3 separate regions of the Mus musculus genome follow, and all the other regions are linked to region 3. A link is a loop called in an ENCODE intact Hi-C map of the cell type or tissue named here. Cell type or tissue: heart. All regions are shown on one strand. Links, peaks and the distances in the headings refer to the core of each region. The heading gives the core; the rest is flanking DNA.

Region 1 (10,457 bases), core at 2,238-7,237, 190 kb after region 3:
CCCTCTTCTAGGTTATAGCCCTGGAGAGCAAAGGCCTCTTCTCTTTCTGGAAGAAGAAGGATCTAGGGGTTGAAGATTTAACATCTCTGGAAGCACAGTTTGCTTTGTATTTATCTGTATTTTTCAATCTGTCTTTCTAAATTTGTATCTATTATTGTTGAGTGCTTGTGTGTATGCTGTGTATGTGGAAACATGAGGCCTGGGGCGCCCTGGTGGAGGTCAGAGGACAACGTCTGGAAGTGAGATCTCTCTTTCTAGCATGGGTTCTGGGGATCAAACTCAGGTCGCTTGGCTTTTCGTGGCAGTCACTTTAACCCGCTGAGCCATCTGGCCAAATTTAAAGCACACTTTATGCTTGAATCCTGCCACTCTTGCACAACTGCACACAGCCAACACTCACAAGCAGACCTTCTAGCTTTTCCTAGTGTGCTTAGTCATGTCTTCAGTTTTCATCATTCAGCTGAATTTTATTTTATTTTTTAAATTAGCATCCAAAGCCTGATAGTTCTCATTGCCTGTCATTGCTTGTCCATTTCTCGTGACCTGTACAATTCTTTAATGACAGAGTGTGGAGAGAAGGTAGGGATGAGATCAATGTCCCGGAACCACCGGGCCTCCACATCCAAGTCCTTGCTGGAAACACTTTGGTCTGGTTATGCTAAGATAACTCTCTCTCTCTCTCAGACAGATGTGTTACCTGAGGGAGAAGATCTTTCTTCTTTATAGGAAACGAAGCAACTCCCATCTCCTGCTTCTGGGAGGCTCTCAGTGCCAACCAAGGGCAGCAGCCCCTCTGTGAGTCCTCCAGAGTTCCTAATGATGTGGTTCCCAAAGGGTACCACTGTATTAAAAGCCCACACAGTGCTCTTTATCATCCAGAGGCAACTGCTTAGTGGCATGAATCTTGGCTGCTTGGCTTTTGGACTCCAGAAAGCTCATGTTTATCTACTCATTTGGTCTGAGAGACCAGAGGAGGGTCAGCATTGCCAGGAGCAAACTGCTTCTTCCAGTGCAACCCTGTCATTGTCTTGGGCCTGCTCTTCTGGCTCTAATCCGAGGAGAGTTATACTCAAGAGATGCACACGGCCCAGGTACAGGTGAGTGGGGGTGGGGCGGGAGTAGAGGAACAATAGTCCTCAATTATTTTCATGAGGCAATGTGCCATAGACACTGAAGTAAGTAATTAATTCCCTGGCACTTAACTCTAAGGACATGAATTATAGTTCACAGTTCCTTTAGGGTGTAACATTATTTTTCCAAGTAAATATCCTTCTGATTTTTACAAAGATAAAACCATTGATATAGTTACTGGAGTGTATTTAAAATAGATCCATAGGCCGGGCAGTGGTGGCGCATGCCTTTAATCCCAGTACTTGGGAGGCAGAGGCAGGCAGATTTCTGAGTTCAAGGCCAGCCTGGTCTACAGAGTGAGTTCCAGAATAGACAGGGCTACACAGAGAACCCTGTCTCAAAAAAAAGCCAAAAAAAATTAAAAAATAAAAATAAAATAAATAAAATAGATCCATAGTATTTAAGAATGGATAGTTACAGGAGAATACAAGCTTTTCTTTTAGGTATTTTTAAATTCTAGAGAATATAATTACTTTGCTGTCTAATTTCTTTCTACATTACACGAAACTACATTATAGTTTAAGCAAAAGAGCCTAGAGAATTTTGGGGTTTAAGGGAGACTATTTCCGCTGACCAATAAGTGAGCATATAGGCCAAATTTTAACTTAGTCCTTTTTTCTTTTCTTTTTTTTTTTTTTTTTGAAGCAGGGTTTCTCTGTGTAGCCCTGGCTGTCCTGGAACTCACTTTGTAGACCAGGCTGTCCTGGAACTCAGAAATCCACCTGCCTCTGCCTCCAAAGTGCTGGGATTAAAGGCGTGTGCCACCATGCAGGCTTTTTTTTTCCCCTTTCCTAATTATTGTTACTCTCTTTTAAGGCATTGAGTAAAAAACTGGCAAATATCTTCAGAGATGCATATACAAGCCAAAGCACCCAGACAAACCTCAGGGATAAAAGAGTGGACTCACCTGTTGAAATAACAAGCAACCATTGCTCCTGCTACAGTCATCCGCTGGCATGCAAGGATGAATTCGCTAGTCCAGATGAGGCCAATTAAATGGTACCACCACATATACCGAATGCCGGAAAGAGGCTTATATTCCACTTGGCCACCTTCCATCACCTGGGCAGTACCTAAAGTTTATAATACAAACATGCTTTACACCGATAGTTCCCGTATCCTGGAAGACGGTTCAGTGAACCATGTTTCTTCACGCTTGGTCTTTGGCAGTATGCAAAAATGCAGCTGTCAGAGCTTAAGGTCATACACCAAACACTAAGAATTTAAATAGTGCCAACGCTATTGACAGTGACTATAGGGAATTTGGAAGACAGTTGACATACACCCTAAAACTCATTCTCCTTTGAAGGCATGAAAATGGGTGCCGAAGAGTCCAACATTAGTGATGTTTCATGAGTAATAGAAAAATACCTTGCCCTGTGCATTTTCTGTTACATAGTCTTGTGTGATGGAGGCCAAATATGTTACATTGACAAAAACACACAAAATATTAAGACTGTATTATAGAACTCTTCACCAAAACAAAACAAAACAAAACAAATCCGTAGACTCAATAAAAGAGACTCTAGAGTCTTCCTTTACTCAAACAGGTTCCACTTATAGTTTGTTTCAAGAGCAAACCCTCTTGGCACATGTGAAATGCCTACTTTCCTTGGTTCAGATCTCAATGTTAACCTTCTTGTAGAAGCCTAGGACGCATTATCTAGCTTCTTAGAATCTTAGTCTTGCCTGCGTACTAACTCCTTCTTGGTAGTTTGAGCATAAAGTGATATAATCTGAATAGTTTCTGAGATAAAGCCTGGCCCACAGAAGTAGCCTTCCCTGGGTGATAACAGTTATCATTATCACTGTCGTTCTTATATGATCACTATCCTGTATTCCAGGAGCACAGTATTGCATTAAGGTCAGCAAGGGTGTTTTAATAATGCTCACTATTGGTGTGCTTTCCTTTCTCCTCTGACCTAAAGCATCCTTAAATATCGGTAGATATTACAAATATCTACCAATCCTGCAGACACTGGTAAACCAGCTCCCAGCTCTGTGCCTGGGCTTGATTTCAAATGTTCTCCCATGAGCTTTTCAAGTAAACTATTTATTATAAGGAAGAAATGGGTGCTTTGGTCTTTGGTGAAACCTACAACCTGCCCATGATTTAAACATGTTTTTGTATCTCTTGTCGCATCTACACGTGGACTTTCAGTTCATCCGTTCATTTGCCTTTAGACGCTCGCCCTAGAGTTCACACAGCGAGGGAAAGGCTGAAGATAATAAATGTTCAGCAAAACAGATTCCGCTGGCTTGTCTCCATTCCTTCCTCTCTAAGTTCTGTCAAGCAAGATGGCCACTGTGGGAAGTAGTGGGGTAGCTTGCTTTACAGAGACAAGCCAACAGTGGTCTACTGACTGTCCAGCTCATCTGGCTGGGAAGGAGACGCATTTCAGGTGAGCTCAGAAATCTGCCTATGTTTTTCTAAAGCTGCTATGTTTTAGAAAAGTGTTCCCAGCAACAAGCAAATGACCCTCGTGGTGACCATGCCCCTTAGATACATCAGGCCAGCCAGCAGGCTTTGAGACCCATACTCTGAACCATCTGAAGTGCACAGGGCCTGAGAAGCTTGCAGTTCCTCTTCTGTAAGATGACGAGTGCCAACAGCAAATTATGCTTTGGAGGTACAGAATATTTACATAGAGTGGGGTGGGGCATCATTTTTCTCAGACAGACAGAAAGCTAGTATGGATGCTAAGAGGGGACAATCTTTCCTCTTGGCTGCCCTGCATGGCCATTGTTACACATTTCCTAGTTTGTCACACTGGTGATAACGGTCAGCAAGTGGAGCACTTGAAGTGATAAATCAAGATGCACTTGACCCTCAAAGACTTGACATCTTTTAAAAAAGCCAAACCCAGAGGCTATTTTTGACTAATTTCTGTGGGTTGAAGTATCAAATCTCCCCTACATATCCCCTGCGTGCCGGCAATCGGGTGTGCTTATGTGCGTGGGTGTGGGCACATGTGCCGTCCCTTGCATGTGGCAGTCGGAAGTCAACCTTCATGTACTGGTCCTCGACTTACCACCTTGTTTGCGATAGTCTCTTTATGGCTGCAATAGCCAGGGTAGTTGGAACATAAGCTTCCGGAGCTTCGCCCGTCTCCTCCTCCCTTTTCCTATGGCATGCTGGGATTGCAGACACGTGCACTACCACGTCCAGCTTTTATGTGGGTTCTGGGGATCCAAGCACAGGTTGTTAAGTTTGCACAGCACTTGCTTGCGCTCCAGGAGCCATCTTTCCGTCTCCTGAGGCTGTCTATTATTTGTGCCTCTCTATCAGTTTTACTGAGCGGTTTATAGATGTTCACCAAGACAGGATTGTTTAGCTTCTCAAGGCACTCATTGGCATTTTGGAGCAGACATTTCTGCATAGGATGTAGTGATGGTTTAATGCCTTTGTGGGTGTTTAGGAGTTTGCTTTGCCTCTACTCCCCATTTCTGATAATTCAAAATACTTTCATATGATGCCAAATGCTACCTGGGAGGAAACACTGCTCGAAGCAGATCTCTCAAAGGATCAAGGACTGCAGCTTGAATGGGAACAGAAGGACCTTCATAGTCAGTGTTCCAGAGCCTGAGGGCGGGGCAGGCGTGCTTATGCATGCAGGGCTGCCCTCTCCTGGACGGGCTGTGTTGGTGCAGGCAAGATCCTCGAGGGCGGCTGACCAACCACAAACAAACCATGGAACCTTCTAGAAATCTAGGGTTTTTTGTTTGTTTGTTTGTTTTTTCCACTCTTCGATTGAGGGTAGTAATAGCGACTTCTCGCTCTCTGTGACTCCATCACATCGCTACTCTAAGGTTATATGCTAGCAAGTGTAATTAGTGGATAAGGGGCTAAGAACAGCGAGTGAGATGCAGGGTTAGCTGCAAATGAATCATGGGTAAAATGATCCAGTGTTGACAGTCAACACTCACTGAGTCCAGTACTTGGACATTTGGGTGGACATTAGCTATTAGGAGCAAAAATAGAAGAGGCAAAAGAACCCTTGATAACTCCTCTGAGAGTCCGAGGGACTTACAGATGACCGTGTTTGTTTGTTCATCTTATCTTCTAGACAACGGCTATCTAATCTCTCCTCCAACCTCAGAGCCAACAACCTCAATTCCTGTTACTCAAGGAAAAATGAGGCAATCAGAAGACCTTTCCTTATGCCAACTCCCCAGGCATACTTATCGATATGTCCGGAATTTAACCCCAGTCCTTAAAATGATAAGCTGCCCTTGAGCCTGTGGCCAACCCTGCCACTAGATCCTCCACCCCCACCAAAATACTCCCTTTCCTGAGCCATTACTAACTGTCTCCATTAAAAAAAAAATCTCCTCTGGACTCTTTCCTCTCTTCTGCCTCTTTCATAGTTAAATCCCTCCAGATTGATTCATGGTCAATATTAGATCCTCCAATTCCTTCCCTCCCACCCTCTGTCAATTTATGCTCACGTCTCTACAACAATCTGACCTCCAAGTTGCTGTCGTAAGTCAATGCTGAGATCTTCATCCCTGCCTTAGACACTGAACCACTCAGATGCCCAGCTACTCTTTCCCAGAAACCACCTTTGTCATCTAGCTCTGGCCTTCACTTTCAACCCATCTTGCTGTCCCTTCTCATCTCCAGAGCCCATTTATTTATTTTTTCAAGAGCAAATCTAAGCAAGTGCTCTACCACTGAGCTACACCCTGGTCTTCCAGGGCGTTAACATTGAAATGTCCCTCTACCTCTCCTCCACCTTTGTCAGACTCCTGAACCATACAGGTGAACTTCTCTTTCCCTTCCCACTTCCCTACTCTCTGAGCACTCTGAGCCAAGCCAGGCCAGGCTGCACTGAACAGCCCACTAGCCCAGGGAGAACCTCCATTCTTCTACCACCCCCTCCTCCTACCTTTATCAGACCCGAGACTCCTGAACCATACAGTTAAGCATTCCCCCTCCCATCTTCCCTGTTCTCTGAGCACTGTGGGCCAGGCCAAACTGCCCTGAGCAGCTTGCTAACCCAGGGCGACTTCCATTGGACCGGAGGCTCCTGAGCCATACAGACCTGCACATCAGAAACTATACAGCCCAAGGATAGCCATCAGAGACCTGCCACACCAGGACCATTGAGGTTCATCCCCCTCCCAATAACTACTATGACAAGAATATCCAGAGACCAAACCCATCCAGATGGTTAAAGGACCTCAAAAGAACACAATCACCAAAAGCCAGGGTGATATGACACCTCCAAAGCACAGCTACCGGACTACAGCTAGCCCTGGACATCCTAACACAACAGTGAACTATCTCAAAGCACAATCCTTTCTTTATCTACTCCCAGATACTGTTTATGTGTTCCTTCTGAACTTCAGGCTCATAGATAATTGCTTATTGGAAATATCCATATAGTTATTAAAAATAACTCCCCAAACTAATTTCTACTCATGAAATGCACTCAGCTTTCTGCTCCATCTCAGTTCATGACCTTCACATCTTCCTGCTGCTAAAGTGAGAGACCACGTGAACCAACCCAAAGCCACCGCCAACTCCTTTACCTCCCTCTCCCATCTATTACATCATCAGATACGACACTCTCTAAAGTAGCCTCAGAACCCAGTATGTCACACTGCACTGCACAGACCCAGTAGCCATGCAACACCATTCCTCTCTACTAAGCATTACTGCTGTTAAAATGAGCATCGGGTCCGGTCTGGGTTCTCCAGATTTCCCATTTCACAGCCCCAGGATTTACCCCATTTCTTCTCTGACTGCCTTCATGAATTCACCTCTCTATTAATGACACCACTCTAGCTAAATCTGCCTCCTTCCTGTCCCCAGAACCCTGTCTTCTTTATGGTCCGATACTTGGGACATTCTTCCTTCCCTAAGCCAGCTTTGTGGCCCTGTACAACGCTTTCAAGTCTTTGTTCAAGTATATTTGTTTAGCCCTAACCCTAACCCAACCATAATCCTAACCCTAATACAACCCTAACCCACCCCTAACCCTAACCCAACCCAAGGGCCAAATTAAAAACTGAGTTCCAGCCTCCTCAGGCATTTGACGCCCCTGTCCTCTGCTTTATTTTCTCCTTACATCTTACCAACTATTCCGGTCACTTACCTACCTTACTTAATATAAGTTTTTCTTTGTCTTCCAAATAAGGAAACCTGCATTGTCCGTGTGTTTTGTATTTTACAAGACAGGGTTTCTCTGCAGAGCCCTGGATGTTCTGGAACTCTTTGTAGATTAGACTGGCCCCACCCTCAGAGATCTTCTTAACTTGCCTCCAAGTGCTAGGACCAAGGGTAGGCACCATCACTAACTCACTATGTCCGTGTGTTTTAATAGGATTTTTAACTTACAGCAATTGTTGAACGAGTAGATAAATGTAGAGATGGATAGACATTCTTTAAATGACATATTCTATTTTTTAATTTTGATTTTATGTGCATGAGGGCTTTGTCTGCATTTATGTCTGTGTGCCATATGTATGCCTGGTGTCCATGGAGGACATAGAAGGTATTTAAAAAAAAATCTCTTGAACTGGAATTTCAGATGCTTGTGAGTCACCATCTGGGTGCTAGGAATTGAACCTGGGTCCTCTGGAAGGAGAGGAGACATTGTTCCAATTCCCCCATATTCGATTAAAGATCTTTGAGATAAAGTTCTAAGATCACTCTTAATTCTCTGATTAAAATGTATCAAGCTATATAGCCTTGATGTTGTAGGCACGTTTTAAAGCTTTTCTAGAGTCTATAGTGGTACACTGATCACTGTAGATGGCAGATTCTTAAGGAAGACAGGCCAGCTGGGTAGGACAATATCCAAAAGGGAGCAGACACAATTTCAAAAGACTCCATTTTCTAGCACATTCTGTATATTTTCTTGGAGCTTTTCCAGAAACCTGGCCCACGGGTCCTACTGATTCGAGCCTTCTGACCCTCAGCTTGGCTTCTGCCTCTGCCCTGGTTACAGGACAATTAGGGAAAAATAAGAGGAAAGTTCCATTGTCTCCAGTGTCCAGCAGTCAAGTACCGGATATGGCATACCGAGCCAAGGGACAAAGAAAGAAAAAAGATGTCCCTCCCTTCCGGGTTCTATACTGGTGGATAACAACTTTGAGGGCTAGTTTTATGTCAGCTTCACATGAGCTCGACTTAGAGGGGGAATCTCAAGAGAGAAAAATGTGCATTTTCTTGATTGGTGGTTGATATGTGAGAGTCTGCCTCACCACGGGAGGTACACCCCTGACCCGGTGGCCCTGGGTGCTATAGGAAAGCAGGCAGAGTAAGTCATGGAGAGCAATCCAGTAAGCATCACTCCCCCACAGCCTCTGCATCAGCTTCTGCCTCTCGGTTCTCGTCGTGTTTGACTTCCTGTCCTCATTTCCTTTAATAATGGACTGTAGCCTGGAAGCTTGAGCCCAAATAAATCCTTCCCACTACAAGTTGCTTTTGGTCATGGTGCGTTATCAGAGCAATAGACATCTTAACTAAGACAACAACATTTTTTTTTTTCATAGAAATGAGCACCTTGGGACATATGATACATTTGCCCCTCTTGGTGGAAAAGACTATTGACTGACTTATCAAAATATTTCAAGTACCCAAAGTACACAGTAGGCACACAAAATACATCTCTGGAGCTGAGCACATGATAGTCAGACAATGAGTATCTGTTGGAAGAAGGGAGAATATGAAAAAAAATGTACAAGAAATACTTATGTATACGTGCCCAAGGGATTTGTAGACAACCATCCAAGAAATAGACTACTAGAAACAAATTCTAAGAATGCCTAGCTTCTGGTTGGGCAGTGGTGGTGCATACCTTTAGATTCTGACACTTGGGAGGCTGAGGCAGGTGGATCTCTGTGAGTTTGAGGCTGGACAGTTTACAGAGCAAGTTCTAAGACACAGAGAAACCCTATCTCAAAACAAAAAAAAAAAATCCTTAGCTTCGGAGACCGTTTGTGGCGGAGAGCTGGGGTAAGAGTTGGGAAAGGGAGTGGATTCTAGGTCGGCTCACACTGGAGCAAGGCATGGAGCAATGCATGGGGGACAGCTTTTCTCTGCAGAGGTGAAATGACCTGCACTTCTGAAAGGCAAGGGCTACTGCTGTCTCTCTGACTTCTCTCTCACACCCTGTTCCTGCAACAAGGTCGGCCACCCACCAGGAGGCTCAGTAAAATCATCTGTTATCTTCTAGATCGCTGATACATTTCTCTGATACTATGTTCTCAAGTTCACCAAGCATAGCAGAGGAGGGAAACAAATAACACACACAGCTGAGGCTAGCAGGAGACATTCCTACTGGACGCTAATTCCTAACATCAACAACATATGGCCCCTCATTTGCAAGGCAAAGCTCTCCTCCAGCCCAGCCTCTCATCATTTTTCCATTGCATGGATGGCATGGGGGGAAAAGCACAGAGAATTAATTCCCCAGGGAATCTGAAGCAGCCTGGATCCCAGATCCTTTGATGGGAAACCCTGTCTGAGCCTTCTAAACACACTGTGTACGCGGTTGTGATTGTCCCTTTCAGCCAGAGCAGGGACCTGGAGGTACCTGTCCTGCGCTGGGCCTTTTCTATTGTTCTCCCATCCCGGCTGCTAGACCACCTTAGAGATCAGGGGTCACCCAGACCATCAGGCCACTTTTCCATTCAACCACAGCGCCTGCTGGATAGCTACAATGTTCACTTTTTGCTTTATTTTGAGTTCTGGATTTTAAAGACAGGGTCTCTCTTTGTAGCCTAGACCTTGAGTTCTGATCTTCAGTTTTAGCTTCCCCAGTGGGGGAGTGACAGATATAGACCACCTCAGGCCTCTTTATTTTGTTGGATAAGAATTAGTAGGCAGGAAGTCACCACTGTTAGGAATGTTTTGCTGAGAAGACTCCAAAAAAACCCCACGTCTTTGCAAACTAGTTAACAGAAGAACTAAGTCACTGGAGAAATGGCTTACGTGAGAAAGCATGACCTGCCAAAAGTCACTATATTTTTCACTTAAATATTTTTAAAAGATCTATTTACTTATTTTATGTATATGAGCACACTGTAATTGTCTTCAGACACACCAGAAGAGGGCATCAGTTCCCATTATAGATGGTTATGAGTCACCGTGTAGTTTCTGGGAATTGAATTCAGGACCTCTGGAAGAGCAGCTAGTGTTCTAAACCACTGAGCCCCAGTCCCCCACATTAAATTATTAACTTATTCAACTGTTATTCCCAGAGAAAGCTCACAAATATTTACCTACTGAGGATACCCCCTAACATTTACAACTTTAGTGTAGGTCACAGAGAAACTCTGTCCTCATGTCATTGCCTGAGAGGACATTAAATGAC
Region 2 (10,457 bases), core at 335-5,334, 140 kb before region 3:
CTGTTTTAAAGTTTTCTCCCTACCTCATCCCTACAGCACACGGTAGATACACACTCCCATCACAATGATGGTGGTTAAGTGAACAAAATCTATGAGAAAGAGGTCGTTAGGATTTGTTGAGTGTGCACCAAGAAACCATTTGCATAACATACCTAACTCACAGTCTCTCTACTTGCTTTATTTTGCCCAGTTTTCACATATCCTCAAAACCTTTGCACAGAAAAGCACTCAGAAGCCCCACACACACACACACACACACTCTCCTCTCATACACACTTGCTTTATGCAAGAAATACGGTGTTTACATTGTCTGTAACCCTAAGAGATTGTTACACACGGTGTCTCTGGATTTTCACATGCTTTCATCGTTCTTAGAGAAGGAAACAAAACAACTAGAAAGACTGGAAGGTAAAGGTGGCACTCTTTCAAAATAAAGTCTAAGACTATGTGGACTTTAGAGAGATGAGTTCAGCCAAGACCATCGGCAAACAACGTCAATATGTCACTGTAACAGTTTTGCAGGGGGACAGAGTCCAATCTGAACAACAGTGTTAATAAAACACAAAACCCACTGGGAAGCTATCGCCAGCCTATTGTGTGATGCAGTTAAGCTGTTATGCGAGTCCTCTCTTTTTCAACTTTTAATCCTGTGAGATAGCTTCTAAACTGCGACTCCATTTATAACAGGCACTGGGCACAGCCATATACTCTCCGTGTCTCTACCCGGAAAATGGATGATAACACCTTCAGAAGGGACCACACACGTGTATGCTTGAAGGGGAATGCGGACCTCCCACCACCAACTCGATTGTTCTGAATATAAGCCGGATCCCACCCACACTATTGCCACTGTTTTGTTTTTTTTTTTTCTCAGCATCATGGATTGTCTTACTGTAAGAACGTTTCCTGCACCAGCCCCTTTCCTACAGAGGAGTGGGACCCAGTGCCAAACCCAACCCTGTGGAGCTTGGTGGTGATGTAATCTATGTGACCATCAGTGATCCTCAATGCAAACTAAGCTAAGCAAGCCTCTCCTTAAAACCCACGTGAAGATCAAGGTGACCACACCAACCCTGGCACCTGGACTGACTCGTGGGATGGAGAAGAACAGAATATCCCTGATTTGGCTACTCCACTGCTTTCCCAAGCTGGGAATATGGTGTTTACATTATTTCCAGCCCTAAGAGACTGTTACACACAGCGCCTCTTCCTTTGAACTTACTCTAACATGAGTGGCCAGGATGCAAACTCCCTCAAAACTCTTAAAAGAAATTACTCCCCACTAAACTGAACCCATCTATTCAAGACTTTTCGGCTCAGGGCCTCAAGAGCTGGCCGTTGGGGTCAACCCAGGTCTTCCTGTCTTACAGAGAAATGTAGGCCCTCTGCAATATTCTTCTAATCTCACTTAAGACAGGAGAGACTTATCTGGTGGAGGCCAGGGAAGAAATGATGGGTACAGAGTGACACCCTGAAACCCGAACTGCCGCTGGCAGCGAGGGTAGAAGCCACGAAGCCTGCTACACTTGGTGTTTGCCTCACTCACAGCTCCCGAGTGTGTCAATCATTCCTGCTTCAATCGCTGAACTGTTCTACTCTTCAGTGAACCTTCTAGAAAACAAAATGTCCGAAGCTGTTACACTGAATTCCTTTATAATTCAATTACTTATTGATGCCAGAACACTGAATTAAATTAATTAGGAGGCATGACTTGAAGTCATGCTCAATTTAAGAGCAGATAAAGAGCCGCAGTGTTCAGAGTATTAAGACAACCCCCTCCCCCTCTCTCTCAGCACTTCTTTTTGGGGGGTTTCTCTGACCTATCAACAGTATCTGATTGGTCATAATGCAAACCACCACCATTTTTTTAAAATGTCATAGGACATCACAGGTTCGTTTCTCCCAGATATTGGCAAGTAAGTCACGATACAAGAACTCGGAGACACGAGTGATCCCTTTAAATAGCTGCCTCCGGCAGAAGCAATTACCAATAGAGAGAATTGTGGAGACAGGAGATGCTAACCGATCAGGATGCTACCCAATCACAAGAGGGTGGCAAATCCCTACAATAAATCCTTTCATAGGGGTCTTAAGGAAGTTTCAAAAATATACAAGACAGGTCTAGGCACTTAAGAAGAGAGCAACTCCATTTTTCTAGAAAGTTCACATGGCCTGAAACGTCAAATCACCACAAAGATCTGTAGATGTGTGCATGCAAGAAGGCATAGGAGAAAGGGGTCACTGACTTATCTTATGGAAACCCAAAGCCCTCCTAATCATAGATATAGCTTCCTTAGGTCTAGCACATCTCACACTGTCTTCCTAGAGCTAAGCCAATTTATGGTCAGAAAAGCCATTACAATCGTAGTTACATTGTAACAGTAGAGGGATGGCTCTCACTGACCTCAAAATGTACATGACATATTTGACAGCTCAGCGAGGGTGAGAATAATTTGCATCAGCACATTTTCCCAAAAGGGGGAAATTGGGGGCACTCAGTGGTTAAGAGCACTGACTATTCCCTGGGTTCAGTTCTCAGCACCTTTAAGGCAAGGCTCTCAAACCCTCGGTAACTCCTAGCCCCTGAACGTCCTATTCAGGCCTCCCAGGCACACTCAGCATACAGGTCTATACAGGCATGCAAAACACTCATACATACGCCAAAAAAAAATTTAAAAGTGTGTGAGTGGAGCGTCTGGGTTCCTTAACGGAAGCCAAGACAAGAATGAAATTTTAGCTTTTTAAAACAATTAATAATAACAACAATAGTAATAGCTTTACAGACTATAAACTCTCAGAGGGTCGGTGCCCTGCCTGGGTTAGAAGAGAAGGTCTCCATGCTGCGTCCAGCAGAAGTCTGGAATCGGCTGCCATTTTTCAGCAGCCTGGAAAACGTAAAAATAAAAATATTTTTAAGTAAAACAACAAAAAAAATTAATAATAAAGTCAAAGGCAATTAACTCTGGAGAGTTCAAACCTTAACAAGCATTTCCTGACTGCCTTCCACGTGGCTGACAACCAACTACAGCGTCCTGTTGTCAGGGACGTGATACACAAATGCTTATGGTGGATGCCGACTATTTGGAGGAGCTGGGTTTCACGAGGAGGGCACTGCGCACCGTCTAGTTGCGGGAGAGCACGGGGTAGGGGGGCGGAGAGGGCGAGCTCAGGGGAGGGCACTGCAAGCGCAGGCCAACCCCACCCCCCAGTCCCCTCCTACTCCTGTCCAGGGCCACAAGACACCGGGTCCCCGACTCCCCGCAGTGGCCGCAGGGTGAGAGGCAGGGTATTCACCTGAACAGCTCAACATCTCCCACTCGTTGGGCCCGCAGAAGATCGCGGCCAGCGCCGAGAGCTCCTGCCGCACCTCCTCCACCATATCCGTGCGACCAGAACCCAAAGCCACTTCCGCCGCCTCCCGGAGCAAAGCTCCCCTACGGTCACTGGGGGGCGCCCCGGCCTCACAGCCAGGTCGGCTGCGGATGGCGCCGGGCGGGGGGCGGGGAGATGGGCGTGTTTATGGGCGTGGCATGTGTCCGCCCAGAACCTTCTGAGTTTTGGCCTCTGTGGTTTTCTGGATCAGAGAGAGACCTGTAAAGCCCCAAAGTCCCCTACAAGAACAACCAGGCTGTGAACCCACCGTGCTTCACCAGGCTAGGAGGAAATGGAGAGAGTAAAAAAAACCTAAACAAACAAGAAAAGCCAAACAAGGCGAACGAGCCCTTGTCAGGCTTTTGAACTTTGTGTCCTGAGATCCCACAGTGAGCAAAACACAAATTCCATGTCCTCATGAGGGTCAGTGACCCTCGTGGTCAGGATATTTCAGAAAAGAGAACGATAATGACCTCCAGGATACTGACCTGGTTGGTCACTAGCCTCGGGATTACACACAAGGTCTAGATTCCAGGGCCTCTTTCCAGTCCAAGATGAAGAAGAGGGAAGACTGAGATGAGACTCCTTAGAGATGGGGTCCAAAGCCAAAAACTAGCTTTACAGTGATTTGATTTGAGTTGATTTGATTTGGTTCGGTTTGGTTCGGTTCAGGTGATATTCGATGCATATAACATAATGTGTCTATTACCTCTCTGATCCCTGAAGCTTAATGGTGAAATCACCATCTTTGAATCTTGACCTAAATTTCAAAACACTCGCAGTAACAATAGGATAACAGAATGAGTGATGCATCTGTTTCAACCTCGACTTTAGTAAGCAAAATTAATTTGTGGTAAGTAGTTCTGTCTAGGTGCATTTGACTCCCCCCGCCCCCAAAATAAAAATTTTTAATTCTGCAGCTCCCAAGAGTCCTTTGGCTCACTCGGGGAGGTCTCATGCCACTGGTTTGTATCAGAAATAACATTCTGTGAGTTCATCAAAGAATTTAAGTAGGTCTTCAGTGACTCCTTTCACTGACTTCTACAAGTCAGAATAATTTTAACTGGGCCACGTTACTATCCCAATCATCATTTCTATTGCTAAAAGGGCAATTTGAAAAAAGGAAGAGAAATTGGCTTCCAAGAAGAGAAAGGAAATCTGATGAGATAGACAAGAAAAGCTTTTCCAGGGATGCCCTGAGATTTCAGTGACCCCAGGCAATTAGGAACCGTGCTGTGCAAATAATTAGAAAGATAAAGGTTTATTTAAACACATGATTATCTATAATGTAACCAATTTGTATTAGAAGAAAGAAAAAAAAAATAGTTCCTTTGAGTTATTTCCAAAATAGCAGTTCAAGCAAGTTCAGTGGGTTCATAATTAACTGTTAGAGAGATTTGGGGAAAAGATTACACTTTTTGATTTACAGCACCACTCTGTTATTCAATTTTCAGTTTAAAGTCCAATGTTACTGCTAAAAGTAATGGAAAATATTAATTTGATTATTTGTCATATTTGTTAAATGGTCCACACAATAATTGAATAGCCCTCATCCTGTTTTAATTTTTCAAATTCAATGTGTGATATGAACGAAATAACACGAACAGCGTGATTTCATTGTCAGCAGGATTAGGAGGCGATCACCGGAGCCTACTGTCAGTAAGGGGTCCATGGGAATTGATGTAAAAGTACAGCCATCTATTATCATACTTAAAATTTTCTGGTCAGTGGGTTTCTTCTTTGCTTTCCTTTCTCCGTTGATTCCTTAACCTGCTTTTCATACTTCATTTAGCATGCTTAAATAAAAAGTTCATGTGAATTGTCTTCTAAATTGACACTACCCGGAGACACTGAAATCCCTCGAATACATTTCTTGCACTCTGACATTTAGAAGTAATCATCACAGAGGCAGCGTGATGTCTGCTTGGCATTTCTCACACAACGGAAATAGCAGGTACCTGGCAGATCTCTGAAGCTACGGCACCATAATCATTTTTCTTGTAATAAGATTTCTTCTAGTCAGCGGCTACTGAAATTCTAGATATTTAAATGTGAAGTGGATGTGAACAGTGAGAGTATATTATCCACCTCTATCCCCACCTCCCACAAATACGCACACCAGTGTGTGATTTGCTAAAACAGTGCTACCTCTCCATGCATTTCTCCTAAAGCGCAGTGTACCCAAGACTGGAATAGGAGGGGACTCGTACCCTCTCACCCCCAGTTAAAACCACTAACCCAGGAAGTCAGTGTGGACAGGTAGTTCTTTTAATTTTCCCAGAACAGCTCTACTGACTGTCAAAACCCACTTTCACGAGCAAACAGGACCCAACTTGAAGCCAATTGGGAAAGGTGAAACGTTACTTATCCTGAGAAAAAGCTGAGTGGGCTTAATAAGAAAAATTATGATCTGAGAACATTAAAAATTACTCCCAAAAATGTCTCAGTGGTGGAGTACCTGCCTGGGCTGCTCAAGGTTGCGCTCCAGCCCTTAAAATAATGAAGAAGACACTAAAAGCCAGTTTCCTACACAGAGCTAACTGGGAAAAGCCATGCTGTGTGTGTCTAAAGCGTTCCTGTGCTTGCTCAGGTCTCTACACGTTCTCAGACTCTGTGACAGTTCTTGAGACAGAGATGAAGCAAGAACACACTCCGACCTTCGATCTAGATAAGGAAATACAATCTGCTGTAGTCGAAAACTGTCTCGCCATGTTGTAGGCACAAGAAATGCCACATGTGGTTAACCAAAGTGAAGTTCAAGGTCCTGACATGGTTGGACAGTGGGGATGGTGCCATGCTTTTGCCCAAAACTTGCCCGGAGGAAAAATAATTTTGTAATGTTCAGGAATGTCACAGGCTTCCAAAAGGGTACAAATGGGTGCTATTAATTGATCATAAGTCTTTCTGTTCTGTTACAGAGTCAAAGTTGCAAAATTATCTTTCACCATGATGTCAAAATAGAAACAACTCAATTGCATGAGAATTTGGCCCGGATTTCTGTTTTGGGTCAAGATATGCCAGCACCTCGTCCAGATAATCTATCTGTCTTTGCTCTAGCATATCCATTGCAATCTGCCTGTGCTTGGCTCCTAAATACAAATGCTATCAAAACAGTCCTAGCTTGCTGTGTGGGAAGCTGTCCCCGGGGCAATGTCCACTGACAGTTCAATGCTTATCAATGTTATCCAAACAACTCATCCTTATCATTAGAGTTTTAAGGTCTGTCTAATTAAAATAATACCCAATGATTAATTCTGGTTGCTGCAGCAAATATATTCCTTTTAGTCCTTATATTTTTCTCACAGTCTATGACTAGGAGAGCCAGTTTTTATTATCTGGAGGAGCTATAAATGTGCAAATATGACTGTTTTGGAAAGACAGTGGTTGAAATGGAGGGAGATAAAGGGAGGCCCCAGAGCAGAGTAGCAAAAGTGGGGCCTGGGGTTCTTAAAGGCAAACAAGCAGAAACACTGTAGAAGGGTGAAAGACATTATGAAGGAAAAGGGAAAGAGTAGAGAATGGGAAGTGGTGAGGAAAAAAACCCACAAGGTAGAGAAGAAATTTTAAAAATGACATAAACAGTGACATATCAATGACATAAGCAGTGACAGTCTGAAATTGTACTCAGTCATAGTTTGGGAGCCAGGAGAGGTGGCTGTGTAATGAACAAGTAAGAGACCATAGCTAATGCTCTCTCCTGTGAGGTTTATGTTTTCTGTATTCAAAGTTGATTTCTGAATGTGCTCAATAGATCATTTCTTCTGGGCATATTAGTTTTGAAAGATGACTGATTTAAGAGGACAAGCAGTAAGAAAAGCAGAGGGGAAAAGAAGAAAGCACAGCGCAGGAGGCTCAGGAAGAGGGGGAAGGATGCTAACTCTGAGGTTAAGAGATTCTAACCTCAGGTGCTTACTGGATTTATGGCTTAGGAATGGCTCTGATGGGAAATGCACAGATCCTAAAACTTCCACAGCCTTCACAGCACACATGTGTTCCTCTCTCACATATTCTGGTCTGGAGATGGCGTCTAGACCAGACTTGGGCTCCGTGGCCCTGTTCTAGCTTGATCCTCAGTTTTGTGCAGTTCTTGATGACCTGAGATGTTCCAACCGCCATGTCCTCGTACATCCAGTCCGATGCTGTTGGCTGGATCTCAGTCCATGAATGTCGCAGTTAAAGGAAATATGAACAATACCATGTTTAATCACAGAGACCATGGATTCACCTAGATATTGAAGAATAAATTAAGTATCATCTACTCTTATCATTTCTTTATTATAGAGAAAGGGCAATGCCACGAGGAAGCAACCTGCTGTCCCTGTCACATCAAGTTCAATGCTGGTCATGAGATTAAGTTGTCACGTAATTTTCTGGACCCAGCACTTTTCCTTCCCTTGTCCCCCACCACCCAGATCCCTAGCTTACTGCTCTGCCTTCATTTTCTCACAGCATTCACCACTATCTGAAATCACTCTGTTTATTTGTATCTTGTGGCTTCCCATGCTCTAGTCTCAAGGTCTGTGTCCTCTCTGGGTCCATGACCTGAATGTGATGGTATTTGGGAGGTGACCATGTCATCAGCATACAGCCCTCACAAATGGCATTTATGTCCTTACCAGAGAGATTGAGGGAGCATCTTGCCTTTTCAACCAAATAAGGACAAAGAAAAAAAGCCAACCTGTGAACAACCTGTCTCAGTTGGGGTTTCTATTGCTCTGAAGGGACACCAAGACCAAGGCAACTCTTATAAAGAAAAACATTTCATTGGGGCTGGCTTACAGTTTAAGAGGTTTAATCCACTATTGTCACAGTAGGAAGCATGGTGGCATGCATGCAGACATGATGATAGAGACATAGCTGAGAGTTCTACATCTGGATTGGCAGGAAGCAGTAAGAGAAAGTGACACAGGGCTTGGCTTGAGGATCAGAAATCACAAAGCCTGCCTCCAGTGACACACTTCCTCCCACAAGGCCACACTTCCTAACAATGCCACCCCCTATTGGCCTTTGGATGCCATTTATATTCAAATCACCACAATGAGTAGATAAAATACGGTCTTCCCTGCCCTCTAGGAGTTGGGCTTCTAATCTATCTGGGCCATGAGCCGTCCTGTAATGGAGCAACAAAAGAAAATCCTGCTAGGCGTGTGGAGGTACACTGGAGAGGACCTAGAAAAACCTGTTTTCAACATTATGGTACAGGCTTTTCCATGACAAAGGAAAAGAAGGGAAGAGAGACTGAATGTGAAGTTTTGTGTCTGCCAAGATTCATATCACCAATTCCAAGACATTGGGATCTGGGTGTTAGCCCTCTGCCAGCATTCCTCAACAAGCTTGTGTGGAGAGGCTTCTGATTCGCCAAATATGGCGCCACCGGGTTCTTAGGAAGCTATAGTCTGTGACACAAGCTCCTTGGTGATTGGTGATTGCAGTGTAGCATGAGAGCAAGGACTTGAAAGCCAACACATTTGATCAGCAGCAGGAAACCACAGGACTAGAGGAGCTTCCCTGCCTGCTTCTCAAGAGTTTCTCAGGAGCCATGTATTTTCCAGGGACCGTGTCTCCCAGGGACCGTGTGTTTCCGAGGGACCATGTTTCCCAGGGACCATGTGTCTCCCAGGGACCGTGTGTTTCGCAGGGACCATGTTTCCCAGGGACCATGTGTCTCCCAGGGACTGTGTGTTTCCCAGCAGTGGAACAAAGATGTAATTGTTTTGTTGTTCTATTTTGTTTTTATTTTTAAATCACAATCTGAATCAAAATAATAGTTCTTTAGTGGAAATGTTTCTGTCTTTTGCTGTTGGCTTTCACTTGTTTATGTTGTTCTCCTTTTAGTGGGAAGAAGTCAAGAATAAAAAAGGAAAGAAAGAAAACCTCCCTTCATACATTCTTTCTTATCGCCTACTAACATCTAACATTGCGTCTGCTCCCTCTCCCTCTGCTTCTGCCTTGATGAGACAGATTTTTCTTAATTCTGACCAAAGATGGCTCAGCTGGTGAACAAATTTTCTGCACAGTCTTAGTGACCTGGGTGTAGTCCAAAGGTTGTGCTCTAATCTCCATTTGTACATACATAATAATAACAAATTACACACACACACACACACACACACACACACACACATATGTGTTCATTTTATGTATATGATGATTTTTGCTTACAGGTGTGTACGTGTACCACTGCCATGCCTGGTATCTGACAAGGCCAGAAAATGGTGTCAGATCTCCCAGGAGACAGCGTTAGGTTTCCTGGAATTGGAGTTACAGATGGTTGTGAGCTTTCATGTGGGTGGTAAGAATAGAACCTTGGTTCTCTGCAAGAGCAGCAAGTGTTCTTAACCACTGAGCCAACCCCTACACCCCCCCCCCCAGCATCCCCTTCATTCTTAAGGCCTGAATTCCATACTCCCTGTGAATCTGAGTTTAGGACCCTTCTCATTTGCCAGACCATGTGTGTCTACAATCACAACAGAGAGATGTTGAGAGTTGCAGGAGTTATTTCTATGGCATCTTTAGCTGTATGTCCAACTCTCAAGACAGTGCCTGGCATACAAAAAGCTTTCAAATGTAAGCTAAACCAGGAATGGATGAATGAATGAATGAATGAATGAATGATGGGAACGGGGGAGTCGAGTCAATCAACACAGTGCTCGTGTCACTCATCTAAAGACCTGGACAGGATGAGCAGGATGGCAGCACCCACCTATAACCCCCCGCTCTGTGCAGGCAGAAACAAGAGGGTTCCTGGAGTGTATTGCACAGTCAGTCTAACTCAAGCAGCAAGTAGAGTCACTTAATGAGAGACTTTGTGTTAAAAATTAAGATGGGGAGAGATTAAAGAAGACACCTGGTATCAACCTCTGGCTTATGCTCGCGCGCACACGCACACACACACACACACACACACACACACACCACACAACACACACTTGTGCACACGCAGACAACTGATTGAGTGCTTTCATAGAGCGTATAACCAAACAGGTTAGGGTGCATGCTTCTTACCACCTCCACCGTGATTTTCTTCAGCCCATTTCCTTATCGCTTGAACATATCAACATACTGACACACAGCAATGTTAAACA
Region 3 (10,457 bases), core at 3,710-8,709:
CTCTGGAAGAGCAGCCACTGCTCTTAACCCCTGAGTCACCTCTCCAGCCCCATGCCTTTCTTTTATTATTGCTTTCAGTCTTTTCCTAATTACTGAAGGAAGCATTGTGATTGTTACATACTCTGCAAGCATTCTTATGCCTGTCTAACTTTTCTGGGTGTCGCTGTGGTTAGAAGGCTAAGCTGCACAGTGTGCTGACCTGAAATGGCCTGTTGCCCCTTCAGTCTGCATTCTGGTCGATCGTTGAAACATCAGGGATTATGAAAGAACATTCATCTGAAGACCAGTAGGGGGATATCCCAAACTCACGAGGTTCTGTTCTCAGAGAAACCCAAGGCTCCATTCATGGTTTTACATAACCTGCTTAAGCCAGGATACAGAGAAAGCTCTCAGGCACCAAGCGCACACACTCGGCTTACTTTGGACTCTAAGTCAGCTTTGGATCACACTCATGCCCATGGCTGTTCATGTTGAGCTTCCTAAAGCACTTCGTTGCCCCAATTATTCGATATCCTAATTCTTCGGTGGTTTCCCTAATATAAAAAAATATATAATTAAAACTAAAAGCCAGTGTCCATTAGAGGCACTGTTTAAGTAAGAGCAGAAGCAGAATAAAAATGTCTGCCGTTAGCCACACCACTTTTTGTTTTTAACCTTCCGTCCAAAATGAAATAAATGGTAGGTATGAATACTGAGAGAGAAGAAAGAAAACCTTATATTAAATAAGTAATTCTATATAGAAACAGCAAAATAGTGAAGAAGCACAAGTAGTGTAGGTTTTTTAAAAATGTTAGGCACATACTGGGTGATGGATGACCTCTGTAGCTGCATCACACATGCTGGCATTAACTAAGAGGAAATAACCAGGCAAAGTATTATGTGCTGGGAAAGGACTATATATAATTTTTGTTTTGGATATCTTCTTTATTTACATCTCAAATGTTATCCCCTTTCCCGGCCTCCCCCCACCCCCTCTCCTGTGGCAACTCCCCTATCCCATCCTCCCTCCCCCTGCTTCTATGAGGGTGTTCCTCCACCCACCCACTCCCGCCTCCCCAACCTCAATTCCCCTACACTGGGGCATCTATCAAACCTTCATAGAACCAAGGTCCTCTCTTTCCATTGATGCCTGACAAGGCCATCCTCTGCTGCATATGCAGCTGGAGCCATGAGTCCCACCATGTGTACTGCTTGCTTGATGGCTTAGTCCCTGGGAGCTCTGAGGTGTCTGGTTGGTTGATATTGTTGTTCTTCCTTTGGGATTGCAAACCCCTTCAGCTCCTTCAGCCTTTCTCTAACTCCTCCATTGGGGACCCAGCACTCAGTCCAATGGTGGGTTGCAAGCATCCGCCTCTGTATTTGTAAGGCTCTGGCAGGGCCTCTCAGGAGACAGCTATATCAGGCTCCTTTCAGCAAGCATTTCTTGGCATTCACAATAGTGTTTGGGGTTTGGTGACTGTATATGGGATAGATCCTCAGGTGGGGCAGTCTCTGGATGGCTTTTCCTTCAGTCTCTGCTCTACACTTTGTCTCCACATTTGCTCCTGTGAGTATTTTTCCCCCTTCTAAGAAGAACTGAAGCACCCACACTTTGCTCTTCCTTCTTGAGCTTCATGTGGTCTGTGAATTGTACCTTGGGTATTCCGAATTTTTGGGCTAATATCCACTTATCAGTGAATGCATACTGTGTGTGTTCTTTTGTGATTGGGTTACCTCACTCAGGATGATACTTTCTAGTTCCATCCATTTGCCTAAGAATTTCATGAAGCCATTGTTTTTAATAGCTGAGTAATACTCCATTGTGTAAATGTACCACATTTTCTGTATCCATTCCTCTGTTGAAAGACATCTAGGTTCTTTCCAGCTTCTGGCTATTATAAATAAGGCTGCTATGAACATAGTGGAGCATGTGTCCTAGTTATATGTTGGAGAATATTTTGGGTACATGCCCAGGAGTGATATAGGTGGGTCTACAGGTAATACCATGTCCAGTTTTCTGAGGAACTATCAGACTGATTTCCAGAGTGGTTATACCAGCTTGCAATCCCACCAGCAATGAAGGAGTGTTCCTCTTTCTCCACATCCTCACCAGCATCTGCTGTCAGCTGAGTTTTTGATCTTAGCCAGTCTGACTGGTGTGAGATGGAATCTCCGGGGTTGTTTCAATTTGCATTTCCCTGATGACTAAGGATGTTGAACATTTCTTTAGGTGTTTCTCTGCCATCTGATATTCCTCGGCCATCCGATATTCCTCAGTTGAAAATTCTTTGTTTAGTTCTGTGTCCCATTTTTTAATAGGGTTATTTGTTTCTCTGGAGTCTAACTTCTTGAGTTCTTTGTATATATTAGATATTAGCCCTCTATCGGATGTAGGGTTGGTAAAGATCTTTTCCCAATCTGCTGGTTGCCTTTTTGTCTTATTGACAGTGTCCTTTGCCTTACAGAAGCTTTGCAATTTTATGAGGTCCCATTTGTGGATTCTTGATCTTACAACACAAGCCATTGGTGTTCTGTTCAGGAATTTTTCCCTATGCCCATATGCTCGAGGCTCTTTCCTACTTTCTCTTCTATTAGTTTCATTGTATCTGGTTTTATGTGGAGGTCCTTGATCCACTGGGACTTGAGCTTTGTACAAGGAGGTAAGAGTGGGTCGATACGCATTTTTCTACATGCTGACTGCCAGTTGAACCAACACCATTTGTTTAAAATGCTGTCTTTTTTCCACTGGATGGTTTTAGCTCCTTTGTCAAATATCCAGTGACCCTAGGTGTGTGGGTTCATTTCTGTGTCTCCAACTCTATTCCATTGATGTTCCTGCCTGTCTCTATACCAATATCATACAGGTTTTATCACTATTGCTCTGTAGTACAGCTTGAGGTCAGGCATGGTGATTCCCCCAGAAGTTCCTTTATTGTTGAGAATAGTTTTGGCTATTCTGGGTTTTCCCAGAATAAAATAAATAAATTTGCAAATTGCTCTTTCTAACTCTAAAGAATTGAGATGGAATTTTGATGGGGATTGCATTGAATCTGTAGATTGCTTTTGGCAAGATGACCACTTTTACTATATTAATCTTGCCAATCCATGACCATGGGAGATCTTTCCATCTTCTGAGATCTTCTTCAATTTCTTTCTTCAGAGTCTTGAAGTTCTTGTCATACAGATCTTTCACATGCTTGGTTAGAGTCATACCTAGGTATTTTATATATTACAATAGTCATTGTAAAGGGTGTTATTTCCCAAATTTCTTTCTCAGCCTGTTTATCCTTTGAGTAGAGGAAGGCTACTGATTTGTTTGAGTTAATTTTATATCTAGCCACTTTGCTGAAATTGTTTATCAGCTTAAGGAGTTCTCTGGTGGAATTTTTGAAGCACTTAAGTATACAGTCATATCATCTGTAAATAGTGATATTTTGACTTCTTCCTTTCCAATTTGTATCCCTTTGACCTCCTTTTGTTGTCTAATTGCTCTAGCTAGAACTTCAAGTACTATATTGAGTAGATAGGGAGAGAGTGGGCAGCCTTGTCTAGTCCTGATTGTAGTGAGATTGCTTCAGGTTTCTCTCCATTGAGTTTGATGTTGGCTACAGGTTTGCTGTATATTACTTTTACTAGGTTTAGGTATGGGCCTTGAATTCCTGATCTTTCCAAGACTTTTAACATGAAGGGATGCTGAATTTTGTCAGATGCTTTTCCAGCATCTAATGAAATGATCATGTAGTGTTTTCTTTGAGTTTGTTTATATTGTAGATTACGTTGATGGATTTCCATATATTGAACCATCCCTGCATCTCTGGGATGAAGCCTACTTGATCATGGTGAATGATCGTTTTGATGTGTTCTTAGATTCGGTTGGCAAGAATCTTATTGAGTATTTTTGCATGAATGTTCATAAGGGAAATTGGTCTGAAGTTCTCTTTCTTTGTTTGGTCTTTGTGTGATTTAGGTATAAGCATAATTGTGGCTTATAGTACAAATTGGGTAGTGTTCCTTCTGTTTCTATTTTGTGGAATAATTTGAAGAGTATTGGTATTAGGTCTTCTTTGAATTCTGATAGAATTCTGCACTAAACCCCTCTGGTCCTGGGATTTTTTTGGTTGGGAAACTTAATGATTGCTTCTATTTCTTTAGGAGGTTATGGGACTGTTTAGATGGTTTATCGGAACCTGTTTTAACTTTGGCACCTGGTATCTGTCTAGAAAATTGTCCATTTCTTCCAGATTTTCTAATTTTGCTCAGTATAAGCAATTAGTAGGATGTGATGATTTTTTTTTTTAATTTCTAGGAAGGGACTTTTAATACAAGGAAATAGCATGGGCACAGCATTGAGATCTTACCATGACATATTAAATATGATACAAATAAAGGTACAGGCATATTCTTGATGTTTAAAACTGGTATTTTTACACACACCCACATTTAACATTAAAACAATCAAAATCATTTTGATTTTTTGTTTTTGTTTGTTTGTTTTTTGTTGTTTTGTTGTTTATGGGGTTTTTTTTTTTGGTTTTGGTTTTGGTTTTGGTTTTTCAAGACAGGGTTTCTCTGTATAGCCCTGGCTGTCCTGGAACTCACTTTGTAGACCAGGCTGGCCTTGAACTCAGAAATCTGCCTTCCTCTGCCTCCTGAGTGCTGGAATTAAAGGCGTGTGCCACCACGCCCGGCTTTTTTGTTTTTAACAGGGTCTCTTATGTAACTATGGCTGTCCTAGAATTCCCTATGTAGACCAGGCTGACCTGAACTTACAGAGATCCACCTGCCTCTGCCTCCTGAGTGTGAGTGGCAAAACTCTTGTCTTTTAGAACACTTTATTCAGCTATAAGTATTTGCCCCACTTGACAGGAATGGTCTGTTAACAGAATCAACCCAAGACCACTCCTTCTATCATGAACCCCACTCAGCTGCAGCGAGAAGATAGTCATACAAGACACAATGTAACTGTAAGTTCATCAGAAGATGAACAGCGCTGTGAAGGTTACATGGGCAGGAGCAGTGGAATGAATGCAGCTGCTCACTGGGCCTGGGGAAGAGGACACTGAGAAGAAGGCTGTTTCAGCACAAGGCACATACATCACAAAGCCACGGAGGGGAGCAATGCTATGTTATGGTCCAGTGGCAGAATTCAGAGTGGAAGGACAGAGGCTGATGGAAGGCAGGCAGAGCAACATATGACATCGAATGCAGTTCCTGTCTCACTGAGGGTCTTGGGGGTCACTGGATGAACGTGCTTAGTTGTGTGGTAGGGTCTGACGCCCGAGTTACAGCTTCTCCTTGTACTGCAAAGCGCAAACAACGCCAAGAATCTGGGGACTCCTGCAGCCTCCCAGCTGGCTTGCACTAGTCAGGGTATAAGGAGGGCAAACAGTTGGACTGTTTTTTAGATTTGTTGTTGTTGTTGTTGTTGTTATTGTTGTTGTTGTTGTTGTTCTTTGTAGCCTTGGCTGTCCTGGAACTCACTCTGTAGGCCATGCTGGGCTCAAACTCACAGAACCACCTGCCTCTGTCTCCCGAGTGCTGGAATCAAAGCCGTGCACCACCATCTGCCTAGCAGATTTAATGTATCTGAAAATTACAACCTGCATATCTGTGTATGTACCATGTGCATGCCTGGTGCCCCTGGTGGTCAGAAGAGGTCACTGGATCCACTGGAACTGAAGTTACCAATGTCTGCGAACTATCATGTAGGGGCTGGCCATTGAACCCAAGTTCTCTGCAAGAGCAACGACGAGCACTCTTACCCACCGAGGCTTCTCTCCGGTACCTTTATCACTTTGACAAAAGTAGAGTTAGCAGACTTTCCAGGAAGATCTGATAGGAATTCGAGGAGAAAAGGGGTGACTTAGGAGCTTAATGTAGGCAATTATAAGAATACTATCGTTGGCCTGGTCAGCTGACGGCTCCGTGGCTAAGAGTACTCGCTGCTCCTGCAGAAGACCCAGCTAGTTTCCAGTAACCACATGGTGTCTTAACAACCATCTATAACTCCCAGTTCCAGAGGATGGGACCTCGTCCCCTCTTATGATCCCCATGAGATTGACACCAGTCATGAACATGGCTCACATTCACAGATACAGGTAAAACGTTGATACACAGAAAACAAAATACGTAAGTCTTAAAAGTCGGGGGACGGGAGGGAAACGAACATGTGTGTGTGTGTGTGTGTGTGAAGAGTACTGTTGCTTTGCCATCACGCTCTGGGAAGTCTGTCTACGTGCCTCTAAGTGTCTTGTATCACCCAGACTTGTCCAGCCGCCTCCACCGTGGCTGGAAGAGTTGGTGTTCTGCGGGTGCTTCTTGCACTCAGGCAAAGCTTTCCTAAGCCCTACACATTTGCTTGCTCTCTCCTTCTTACTCCCCTGGCCGCCCTTGACCACTTCAATCCCTTGTTCTCTTCCATTCAACACACTTTCCTCCCTTAAAGACTTGAAGAATGTTCTTGGGAGGTCCCTCCAGTGGGTTGATGAAGAATTTCTATTGTACTCTCCCTCTGCAGACAAGATGGCTGTGTTTGCTGCCATTCCTCCATCCTGCCACCAGGTGGCAGCATACTACAGGCCATTGAGCTGTTGACCAGAAATGGCCAGAAACTATCAGTGCTACAGACTGATCTGGTCAGGGTTAGACAGGAGAGTCTTCTACTCCCTTTTTTTGGAGGTCAAAATCATACATCTCTGTTAGATATTATTGTCATTTCTTCTTTTTTAGATTGCCTTTTCTTGAGTTAGAACACATTACATAACTCAAGAGTCAACCTTCCACCTGCAGGAAGTTTGTATTCCAGATGTTCTCCACAGGGCTGGGAACATACGTAGTTCAGGGTTAGGATGCGTCTGTAGGATGCACAACTGCTCGCATTTGGTCCCCAGCATGACAGAAAAAGGACTTTTTCCACTCAAACCCCTTGCTGCAGTTCTGTTATATTTATTTCAGTTTACTTCAGACGTGCTTCTTTGTCTAAGCAAGGAAGTAGCGCGAATCTGTGCCTTCCCACAATAAAATGTTTCTTGCGTGTGTTTGGTGGATATGCATACGGGGGGTGGAGGGGTGTTGTGTGCAAGTGTGTGAGTGTACCAGACTAGTAGCCAGCAATCCTGTCTCTATCTACCCCACCCCCCAATGCCATTGGGGTACAGAAATCACAACCAGTTTGTTACACAGGTGCACAGCACTCTGAACCATCTCTCTATCCCTATACTATTTCTCGAAAACTATAAAGTAGCTGCTAATTGAGCAGTTTTGTTTTCCGAATTTTTGCTGAGTTTTGTGCACAATATAAAGCAAGCAGGTGCCTCCCCTGCTCGGTGCATCTGGAAAGGAAGGCATCAGAGTGGGAAGCTGGAGTCGACTGGCAATGGGCTTGAGGGATGGCTCTGTCAGTAACTGGCTGCGCTGTAGCGGGAGGACCTGAGTTTGGGTCCTCGGCATCCACATAGCAAACTGGACAGTGCCGCACGTGCCTGTAATCTGTGCAGGGTGTGCAGAGATGGGCTGCTTCTTGGAGCTCGCTGGCTGGCTGGCCGGCCTAGTCAAATTGGTGAGCTTCAGGTTCAGTGAGAGACATTTGAGGAAGACACTCCACGTTGTCCTCTGATCTACACACAGACACCACCCCCACCATACACACACACACACACACACACACACACACACACACAAACACATATCAACACCACCACCACCACATCCCCCACAGCCCCCCACCCCTACAGGTTTATAAGAGCACCACTGAGCAGTGTCAGTAAAAGTCACCATCAACTTCTCTGACGCCTGCATTGCCACACAGCAGGGGCGAAGCCTTCATAGAGACCAACTGTGCTCTCAGACCCTCCACTTTCAGGTAGAAGACCAGAGCCACAACCCTGAGCTATGAAGGTGTTAGCCATCGTGTTACCATGACAACTGAGGACAGGGTGAGATGGTACCTAGGAAACAGGGGCTTCAGCAGAACGAATGCCTTCCCTGGCCCCTAATGCTTACCATTTAGGTCTATTCTCTGCATCATTTCCCAGAATATCCCATTTATATCTTCCAGGCAAGGAATTAATTAAAGATTAATTTTGAAGAAAGTAGTTTGCCCACAGAACAAAACTACGAGGTCTAACACGTGGGTCCCGTTTGCTTTTTACATTTTATTGCCTTCATATGCTCCCACATCATTCATTAACATGAGCTAGGCGTTCTACTGTCCTGGCTGTTGACTTAGGGGCCTCATAACTTCGTATCTAGGGGAGAATGTGCTGTGTATTATGGGATGCTTACCAGCAACCCTGGCCTTTTCCACCAAATGCAATGAATACCTTCCACCCCATGCACACCCACCAGCCGCGAACAGCCCTGCACGTCTCCAGTTATTGTTCTGTGGTCTAAGGAAGAGGGTTCCCCCTCTCTTGCTTGAAAACCAGTGGTTTGAGCTGATAACTACTGACTGTCAGATACTAGCATAAGAAAAACCCAAACCAGCAATCAGCAAAAGGAATTTTGAGAAAAGGGGAGGGGTTGGGGAAGCTTAAAAGAAAACAGTTATTTTCAAAGAAATGAGAGGTTATCATGTCCCCAGGAATAAGATCTAATTTTTTAAGAATTCAAAAACATTCTGAGTAGGGTTTTTTTTTATTGTTATTAAATTTTTTATTGCAAGAATGAAAACGAAATCTACAAAGCACTGGACAGTCACACTGAAGATTCTGCGATAAGCTATAAGAAACATTGAAAAACCAAGAGTAAGCACATTAGACAGTCAGACTGTGTCTCTAAGGATGTCCCAGAAAAGGCAAGGCAGAGGAGAAAAGGTCCAAACAAACAGACGGCCTAGGGAAAGTCCCCAGACCCAGAAGGACATGGCCTTCAAAGTCAAAAGGGCTGGAAGAGGTCCAGTCCAACTGTAGCCACAACAAGGTAAAGTCATCTAAGGTCTCAAAAGGCATGACAAAGAGAAGATACCAAAAGCTTCCAGAAAAACCAAACAGGAAGGGGGTCAGTACAGATCCAAACAGAGCAGAGGCGCGCCAACGGAAGTAACCACTTATTCACATGGAGTATTTATTTACTAAAAGAACGCAAACTATAACATAGTTAGAAGTGTGTGTGCGCACCCGCACGCGTGTGTTTGGAAACACAGAAGTTTGGGTACTGTATTCTTGTTTCTTGTTCTTTAAATTGTTTGGTTTGGATGTAACTCTGGAAGTCTAATGGTTGCAAGATCCATGAAATGGCTCCTCTAAAACAGACTTGGTGATCTTCCACATACAACTTTCCACAAGGTGGGGTGCTGCCTTCATAGATGACCGAGACTTCCTGTCTTCTTGAGACTTTGACTTGAATGCGTTTGGTGTCTACTACTAACAAACCCAAGCAGTTCTAAAAAAGACAGTTGTAAGCCATCTGAATGCAGTCGTGGGGTTTCAATTCAGGTGTAAAACTCACGTCACCCCGGTTGCTCAGTGCATTTCTGTCCTTCGCTCATTTGTTTGTTTGTTTTCTTGTGTTTTTGTTTTTGTTTTGTTTGGGGTGCGTTTTTTTTTTGTTTTGTTTTGTTTTGTTTTGTTTTTTTGGTTTTTTTTTGTTTTTGTTTCCGAGACAGGGTTTCTTTATGTAGCCTTGGCTGTTCTAGAACTTGCTCATAGACCAGGCTGGCCTCGAACTCATAAAGATCCACTTGCTTCTGTCTTCAAAGTGCTGGGATTAAAGGCGTGCACCACCACTGCCCGGCTGTGCTCTATTCTTATAATTCTTATATTCTTATAACTAATGTATGTATGTCATTCTTATGAACATTAACTGTTAACATTCCTTCTACATGCCACCCAACAGTTACCTAGCAACAGCCAGGTAGGCCTGGCTTGCTATAAAAGAGGCTGTTTGGCTCCTCCTTACTCTCTGCCTCTTTTCTTTCCCTGACCCCTTTCTTCCTCTCTCCCCTTCCCCCTCCCCCCCCCTTTTCCCACATGTTCCTAGCTGGTCTCTCCTCCTCCTCTTCCTCCTCCTCCTCCTCCTTTTCTTCCTCCTCTTCTTCCTTCTCTCTCTCTCTCTCTCTCTCTCTCTCTCTTCCCTTCTCAACTCCCCTTCCCATGCCTTAAATAAACTCTGTTCTACACCATACCCATCATATTGCTGGTACCACAGGGGGAAGGGATGCCTCAGAGAGCCCACTGAGGCACCTCTCTCACCTCAGCATACCACACTCTACAAAACATATTCCTGGTCTTTTTGTAAAAACGTAACATTAACTGTACCGGCTAGTTTTGTGTCAACTTGACACAGCTGGAGTTATCACAGAGAAAGGAGCTTCAGTTGAGGAAATGCCTCCTTGAGATCCAACTGTAAGGCATTTTCTCAATTAGTGATCAAGGGGGAAAGACCCCTTGTGGGTGGTGCCATCTCTGGGCTGGTAGTCTTGGGTTCTATAAGAGAGCAGGCTGAGCAAGCCAGGGGAGGCAAGCCAGTAAAGAACATCC

Evidence for each region. Hi-C counts contacts between places; a loop is a spot of excess contacts. Peaks named below come from ENCODE experiments on the same cell type or tissue, not always from the same donor. Only the 100,000 strongest peaks of a DNase experiment are listed, where the experiment ranks them.
Region 1: a loop joins it to region 3, with 9 times the contacts of the local background. A loop is called at or near these places in 40 of 42 quality-filtered maps.
Region 2: it touches region 3 in a loop (3-fold over the local background); 25 of 42 quality-filtered maps call a loop at or near these places.

Annotation. Positions count from the first base shown.
Region 1 is chr3:121,495,681-121,506,137 of GRCm38, forward strand. It overlaps Slc44a3 (solute carrier family 44, member 3), which reads right to left. Exons shown (of 15, transcript NM_145394.3): 10 at 2,039-2,204. Among named protein-coding and RNA genes, the nearest start is that of Gm38684, 31 kb to the right of the region's middle. In heart, for the core only: no CTCF peak of the experiment used is centred there; a DNase peak (open chromatin) is centred at 4,741; H3K27ac peaks cover 545 bases.
Region 2 is chr3:121,168,298-121,178,754 of GRCm38, forward strand. Rwdd3 (RWD domain containing 3) reads right to left here and starts at 3,398. Exons shown (of 5, transcript NM_028456.3): 1 at 3,295-3,398. The coding sequence starts at 3,379. In heart, for the core only: a CTCF peak has its summit at 3,434 (motif pointing right); a DNase peak (open chromatin) is centred at 3,424; H3K4me3 peaks cover 1,206 bases; H3K27ac peaks cover 1,010 bases.
Region 3 is chr3:121,301,234-121,311,690 of GRCm38, forward strand. All of the region lies in intron 2 of Alg14 (asparagine-linked glycosylation 14), which reads left to right. Among named protein-coding and RNA genes, the nearest start is that of Alg14, 15 kb to the left of the region's middle. In heart, for the core only: a CTCF peak has its summit at 5,643 (motif pointing right); a DNase peak (open chromatin) is centred at 6,528.